2 separate regions of the Homo sapiens genome follow, and region 1 is linked to region 2. Evidence: read pairs that join two places in POLR2A ChIA-PET (ENCODE). Cell type or tissue: Panc1. All regions are shown on one strand.

The links. Peaks named below come from ENCODE experiments on the same cell type or tissue, not always from the same donor. Only the 100,000 strongest peaks of a DNase experiment are listed, where the experiment ranks them.
Region 1: POLR2A ChIA-PET joins it to region 2 with 5 read pairs; 3 of 35 experiments call an interaction of 5 or more read pairs at or near these places.

Annotation. Positions count from the first base shown.
Region 1 is chr5:55,276,998-55,280,997 of GRCh38, forward strand. DHX29 (DExH-box helicase 29) reads right to left here. Exons shown (of 27, transcript NM_019030.4): 13 at 109-285. CCNO-DT (CCNO divergent transcript) reads left to right here. Exons shown (of 5, transcript NR_185977.1): 2 at 2,536-2,652. Among named protein-coding and RNA genes, the nearest start is that of DHX29, 29 kb to the right of the region's middle. In Panc1, no CTCF peak of the experiment used is centred here; no DNase peak of the experiment used is centred here.
Region 2 is chr5:55,377,922-55,381,921 of GRCh38, forward strand. MTREX (Mtr4 exosome RNA helicase) reads left to right here. Exons shown (of 27, transcript NM_015360.5): 17 at 393-565; 18 at 1,206-1,274. LOC107986415 (a long non-coding RNA gene) reads left to right here. Exons shown (of 2, transcript XR_001742668.2): 1 at 1-73; 2 at 170-287. Among named protein-coding and RNA genes, the nearest start is that of MTREX, 72 kb to the left of the region's middle. In Panc1, no CTCF peak of the experiment used is centred here; a DNase peak (open chromatin) is centred at 2,450.

The DNA of each region.
Region 1 (4,000 bases), 100 kb before region 2:
TGTACCTAGGAATAGTTCTGGCCTCTGACTACAAGTGCCCATCTTCTAGGGAAAGAACCTGGTGGGAATGCAGTTTCTGCTTATACACACATTATAAAGAAAACTTACCTCAACAGGATAACTTCTTCCTGAAATTCTGAGAATGGGGCAGTGTGTGAAATATGTAGAAAATTTTTCGCTGTCCACAGTGGCACTCATTAGAATCAAGTGTAGATCAGAACGTTTCTGTAAAATTTCCTTCAAGATAATTAGTAGGAAGTCTGACTGGACACTTCTTTCATGAACCTAGTTTTAAAAAGGGAATAAAAAAGTTCATCATATATTGTATAAATTCTAGTAAGAGGCTTGAACAATCAGACACCCAGATTTACTAAAAGTTATTCAATATCTAAGTACAGTCAGTACATGTGCGGGGAGGGAGAAGCTGTAAGTTTTAAATAAGACAGATCTTCAGAACTGAAAATAAAGTCATTCTCTAAAATTGGAAGTCACTGAAAATCATATAGTGAACTAGATTAGCCATGACAGCATGACTCTACCCTAGGAGACGGTTTGCAAATCAGATCAGATGTAGCTGATAAGGCTGGGTGCAACCCTAAGTTTGAGGGGTGCATGAAAAAGGAGTTCCTTATTGCCAGTAGCTCATACTTGTAATCCTAGCACTTTAGGAGGCCGACGCGGGCGGATAACCTGACATCGGGAGTTTGAGACCAGCCTGGCCAACATGACGAAACCCTGTCTCTACTAAAAATACAAAAATTAGCCGGGTATGGTGGTGTGCACCTGTAATCCCAGCTACCCGGGAGGCTGAGGCAGGAGAATCACTTGAACCGAGGAGACAGAGTTTGCAGTGAGCCAAGATCACACCACTGCATTCCAGCCTGGGCGACAGAGTAAGACTCTATCTCAAAAAAAAAAAAAAAAAAAAAAGATGTAAGGTATATCCCAAATTTCACTTAGAAGCAAGAGTGACTCCTAAATCTCTGCCACTAATATAAAACTATACTGTCACCATTACAAGACAGATGGTTTATCTACTAGGTAGAAAAAGAGGCATTAACTAGCAGGAATCCGACAGAATCTCTATCACTGTCAGAAAAAAGGGTTTTATGCTCTTCCAACACATGCATCTTAGGGAAGAGCACGGATGAGGTATACTGTCAGAACTTTAGTATCTGTGGACTGTATGAGTCTGTCTTCCAACTTTCTGTACTGTGACTTATTTCTACTCTATTTTATAACAGATTTAAGGTAGCACAAAAGGATAAAGTGTATCAAGATAACAAAACAGGTTTTATCATTCATTTGTTTGGAAGGGAGGCAGTAGGGGTTAAGTGTTCAGACTCTGAAATCAATTGCTAGGGTCCAATTCTTGGCCACTTACAGTGTGACTTAGGAAAAGTCATTTAAATATTCTGGGTCTATTTCTTCTATAAAAGGAGAATACAAATAATGCAAATTTCACAGAGTTGTGACAATCAAATGAGATAATGCAAAGCCCTTAGAACAAAGCCCAACAATAAGTACTCAGCATTGTGCTAGATGCTGGAGTTTAAAAAGCAACCAAGAGAGTTCTCTTCCTTTGAGTTTTCAGTGCAGTAAGAAGATACTGTATAGGATGGTTTGAAATTATATTTGAAGCATAGCTAATCCAGATGGTCAAGAAGGCTACTAAGACAAATGCCACTGATGCTGAGGACTGAGGAATGAGTATGAAAAGAAAAAGAGAAGGAAGAAACGGGATGAAAAAAGGAGAAAAAAGCCGTCATGTCAAGGTACACAGTGTGTATGAATTCATGGTAGAAAGAAGGATCATACTAACTTTCAGAAACCGGAGAAACAAAAACAATGACTTGAGCATGGGATGGGGAATGGGTCAGAAATAAAGCTGGTAAGATACTCAATAAACTGCCCTGTAAGGCCTTGTCAGCTGTGTTAAGGAGTTGTGATTTTATCCCAATGAGTCAGGAAGAGCAGTGATTAATGCATTTTAAAGCAGAGGAATCATGTGGTCTGAGTTTTATTTTAAAAAGGATAATCCTGGCTACAATGTGGAAAATGTGGTGGAGGAGAGCAAAATAAAGCAGGAAGTTTAATTCATTAGAGACTTTTGTAGTAGTTAAAGAAATAATCGTGGCCTCTCCAAGGGTAACGCCAGTGAATACGGAGAAAAGTAAATGTACTTGAGAAAGGCAAAATAAAAGGACTATATGACTGGATTCAGGGGATGTGGGAGAAAGAAGGAAAAATCTTAAAGACACTTTTACTTTGGTGGTTTGACCAGGTGACTGGGGATCATTCAGAGACTGAGAAGAGATGAGAAGGGGCAAGTTATAAAAGATGAACAGGGAGGAAAGATGTTGAGTAGTGGAACTGCTGAGTTTGGAGTTCTGGAGACGGTATCTAGACGGTAGCTAGATATTTAAGTCTGATGCTCAGAAAGGAAATCTAATGGATGGCATAGATCTGGAAAATTTCATAAAATAGATAGGAATTTATACAAATAAGGATTTTTTGTTTGTTATTTTGAGACAGGCTCTCGCTCTGTTGACCAGGCTGGAGTGCAGTGGCGCTACCACAGCTCACTGCAGCCTTGACCTCCCAGGCTCAAGCAATCCTCCACCTCAGCCTTGCAAGCAGATGGGACTATAGGTGAGTAGATAGGACTACAGGGAAAAGCCATTAAACCTAGCTAATGTGTGGGGTTTTTTGTTTTGTTTTGTTTTGTTTTGCTGTTTTTGTTTTTTTTTTTTGGAGAGAGGGGGTCTCCCTTATATTGTCCAGGCTGGTCTCAAACTCCTGGGCTCAAGTGATCCTCCCCCCTTCAGCCTGCCAAATTGCTGGCATTATAGGTGCAAGCCACTGCTCCTGGCCAGATTTTTTTTTTAAAGGAAAAAAATAAGGATAGAACATAAAATAGAGCAAATAAAAATGCATACTATGAAGTATACTTGGTATAGATGGGCAGAAAATTTGGCTGGAAGCACACTAGCAGCCATCAAGAAAACCTACTCAATTCACACACTGACTACAAACTAAAATCACACAATTCCTAATAGTAAGGCCAGAAGGAGCATTATCCTGACTGTCTTCATAAAGAGGGTCCTGTATAATGTCATGGACTTTGTCCTGACATCTCTTACAATAAATACTTAACATGACGATGAATTTCACTTCTAGGCTTTTTTTACTTGCTGTAGTGTCTAAGAGGTTGATGGCATCACAGTGGAGCTCAATTCAGTTAACTGTGTCTACAAATGGCTAATACAAAACCATGAAAGAACACAACTTCCTGAAGTTGGTCTGGTTTTTAGAGTTCATCCTGATCTATATTTACCAAGCAATTTTCTGGTAATAATTTGGAGTTCAACAGAACTTATTAACTGCTACAGATGTTTCAACTTACCTAACAGTAAGAATTTCTCACTATAAATATACTGTAGCTTAATTTAAGAATGGTAATAAGAAAAAAAAATTAGCATTTTGGTTCATGTTGACCCTTGATGATACTGATTAAATCTAGGTCTTGGTCATACAAAGCCACAATGTGACACCTTACCCTTACTCCCTTCCCGCAGGAGCCCATGGGCCAGATAAAAAAGCAGCCATTCAGCCTCTTTCTCTTTGATATCTTAGTGATAAGAGTGAAACCATGCCTATAAACTTTATAAAATTAATCAAGGAAGAAAAACAAACGTAAACCAAGCTTGCAGCACATTCAGCATTCATCATTAGGTCTGCTTGTTCTCTGACCTGCTTCTTCATAGTAGTTCACTGCCTATTGTCCTAGAATCACACAGACCCTAGATTATCGTTCCCCTTAACTACTCTATAGATAACTTGAACATTATGAAATGCTACATTTTCCATTTGAGAAATTCCTTCAGGTCCTATGTGCCAGTGAAACTACTGACTCAAAGCTGGTCTGAAGGACCCCACTGATGCCAGCTGGTATGAAGGACCCCACAAAGACCTGACTCCCCAAACAGTGCAGTTTCTA
Region 2 (4,000 bases):
TTTAGGTCACAAGGCACTCATTTGAAAAGAGATCCTGAGTCATACCTTGGAGGAAGAAATGCTATACGGAAAGGTGCAAAAAAAAAAAAAATCATAATGGGCAGATCTTGCTGGGTTTTCCCACTCAGTCTATTAGTAATAGATTGTAACCAACCACATTTCTTTGCAGTTGTCAGTCATGTCTATCCAATAAAGCCTCCATAAAAGGCACAAGAGGACAGGGTTTGGGGAGCTTTTGGATAGATGAACACATAGAGACTTACAGGAAGGTGGAAGGTAAACAAAAACCGCAACTACACTTGCACCAACCTAATAGAAAAAATCCTATGTCTTGGGTATAATTTAAATAAGATGTATAACCTTTTAATTTTGTACATGTGTTCTATTTACAGAGGTAAAGAATTCAGAAGAACAGTATAATAAAATAGTAATTCCCAATGAAGAAAGTGTGGTTATCTATTATAAGATTAGACAGCAGCTTGCCAAATTGGGTAAAGAAATTGAAGAATATATTCACAAACCAAAATACTGCTTACCTTTTCTACAACCAGGTCGTTTGGTAAAGGTATGTCATTGTTTCTTCATAAAATACTTGAATAATTCAATATTTAAACATATTTTTGTTAAAGATTCTAATTTATTTTTTATTCTGATAAAATGCTTCCTGCTACAATAGTTGATCTATATTAATCATATTATTTTACCTGTTTCACATGGCACTAACTTAGGGGCTTATGCAAAGGCCTTTTAATCACCACTGGTTTTTGTTTTGGGGACTATAAATTGAAGTAGATAGTTTTGGAATTAACATATAAAATATTTCTAGTTATGAAATGCTAACTATAACTGTTCATATAACTATTCATATAACTATATGAAAAATAAGGCAATTTTAAGTTCTGGATGAATTCATTAGATATAAATGATTTATATCCTTGGAACATTCTGTCATTTTCAGCATTCATTTGCCAACTGAGAGATTCCTGTTATTGCTGTCCTAGGGGCAATTTCTAAAATGAAATTTGGCATTGATTTTTTTCCTGCAGGGTTGATATCTTGTTTCTTAAATTTAGCAGTGCTCTTTCAAAGATATTTTATCAGAAAATTCAGAAAGCTTTATTAGTCTAGAATGTAGGTGTGAAAGGCTGAAATTGCCTTGTAGATATACATTTGATTCTTGCTTACTTGCTTTTCTTTCTTTTTAGGTAAAGAATGAAGGAGATGACTTTGGCTGGGGAGTAGTGGTGAATTTCTCAAAAAAGTCAAATGTTAAGGTAAACTATTATCTTTAAATTAGAATTGTATATCAATTTTTAGTGAAATGTTTTTTAAGGCTTATGAAATCGGTCTAAGAAGAAATAATATTACCTGAAGAGAAGCAGTAATAAATTCTGCCATGAGGAATTAATTTTTGGAATACACCCGGCTAATTTTTGTATTTTTAGTAGAGATGGGGTTTTGCCATGTTGGCCAAGCTGGTCTTGAACTCCTAACCTCAGGTGATCCACCTGCCTCGGCCTCCCAAAGTGCTGGGATTACAGGTGTGAGCCACCGCACCAAGCCAGTCCTTTATATTTTCTGTGTATCACCTCAACCATGAGAAAACTATTAAATGGTGGTGGTGCTTTCCTTCCACTCCCCAAATCTCCCTGACACACACACACACACACACACACACACACACACACACTCAGAGAGACACATGCATTGTTTTCATGTAGCTGTGATCTTCCTTGCAGGAGATGAGGTTAACTGGACAGAGTAGTCTTTATTTAAGCCTCTCTGACAGCTATTAAATTCTCTTTTTATGTGGAGTTGGAAGTGTGACATTGAGTGCTAAATACAGTGGTTTCATGGACATTTACGTAACCCAAGATGGAAAAGCTAGCATGCCTTTGCCAGTTTACTCATTCCATAACTTGTTTGTAAGAGAATTTTGCTAAGGCAGAATATTTTTACCTATACTGAAGTGCTGTAGATTCCTTTCACCTTAGGTTTTACATTTTTTGTTTATTTTTTTTCTTTTTCTTTTGAGACGGAGTCTCGCTCTGTCGCCCAGGCTGGAGTACAGTGGCACGATCTCGGCTCACTGCAATCTCCGCCTCCCGGTTTCATGCCATTCTCCTGCCTCAGCCTCCTGAGCAGCTGGGACTGTAGGTGCCTGCCACCAAGCCCAGCTAATTTTTTTTTTTTGTATTTTTAGTAGAGACGGGTTTCACCGTGTTAGGCAGGATGGTCTCGAACTCCTGACCTTGTGATCTGCCCGCCTCGGCCTCCCAAAGTGCTGGGATTACAGACATGAGCCACCACGCCCGGCCTGTTTCTTTTTTTAAACAGTTCTATGGAGATGATACACACTCTACAATTTTCCCGGTTAGGGTGTATGACTCAGTGACATTTAGTATATTTGCAGATATGTGCAACCATCACCACAGTCAATTGTAGAACATTTTCATCATCTCAAAAAGAAACATATGTCATTCACCTGTCCTTCCATATCCCCCAGAAATAGAGAAAATTTCTTTCTGTTCCTGGTGTGTTGAGTGTTTTTCTCATGAAAGATAAATATTATGTCAAATATTTCTTATGTGCCTATTGAGGTGATCATGTGATTTTTGCTTTTTATTCTATTTTGTATTCTGATATGATATATTACATTAACTGGTTTTCAGATGTTAACATGACTGGATTTCTGAGATAAATCCCAGTTTGTCATGATATATTATTTTCTTTATGTATCGGGATTCAGTTGGTAGTATGTTTTTGAGGATTTTTTATGCCGTATTCATAGGAAATACTGAGGATTTTTCATGCCAGTATTCATAGGAGATGTTGGTTTGTTGTTTTCTTGGTGACATCTTTGTTTGGGTTTGGTATTAGGGTAATGCAGGCCTCATAGAATGAGTTAGGAAGTGTTCCCCTTTTCTTCCATTTTTTGGAAGAGGTTTTGAAGAACTGGTATTAAATATTTTTTCCCAATATCTTCATCACATTCAAAACTTCTTAAATATTTGGTAGAACTTGGCAATGAGGCCACTTCGGCCTGTGCTCTTCTTTATGGGTACTTTACTAAGAGATTACTAAGTCAATTTCTACTTGGTATGGCATGTTCTTCAGATTGTCTGTAATTTATTGATATACAGTTATTCGTAGTATTATTTTATAATCCTTTTTATTTTTGTATGGTCATTAGTAGTGTCTCTTTCATATCTGACCTAGTAGTTTAAATCTTTCTTCTGGGTAAAGTTTGTCAATTTTGTTAATCTTCTCAATGAGCTTTTGGTTTTACTGATTTTTTTTCCCTCTATTTTTCTGTCTCTATTTCATTAGGTTATGCCCCATCTTTTTAATTTTCTTTCTTCTGGCTACAGGTTCAGTTTACTGTTCTTTTTTCAACGTGTTAAGGTAGAAGATTAGGTTATTAACTTGAGATACCTCTTCTTTTTAAATAGAGCTTTTACAATTATAGAGGTTTTACAATTATAAATTTCCCTCTACAGACGCTTTAGCTGTATTCCATAAATTTTAGTATATTTTATCATTTTCATTAATCTCAAAGTATTTTCTAATTTCCCTTTTGATTTCTTCTTTAACCCATTGGTTATTTAGGAGAGTGTTAATGTTCACATACTTGTTAATTTCCCAAATTTTTGTCTTTATTATTTCTAATTTTGTTTTTGTCGAGAATGTACTTGGAATTCTTTCAGTAGTTTTGAATTGTTCTAAGTTTGCTTAATGGCCTGACATGGTCTGTCCTGCAGAATGTTCTATGTGCAGTTGAGAAAAATGTGTATTCTGCTGCTTTAAGGTGGGATGTTTTATAGATGTCCTTTAGGTCTAGTTGGTTTAGAACTTCAGGTCTTAGACTTCTTTCTTTGCAGACCATTCTGTCTGGTTGGTCTATCTATTATTGAAAGTGGAGTATTGAAGTCTCGTAACTATTGTTGTTGTATTATCTATTTTTCCCTTCATTTCTATCAGTTTTTGCTTCATGTGTTTT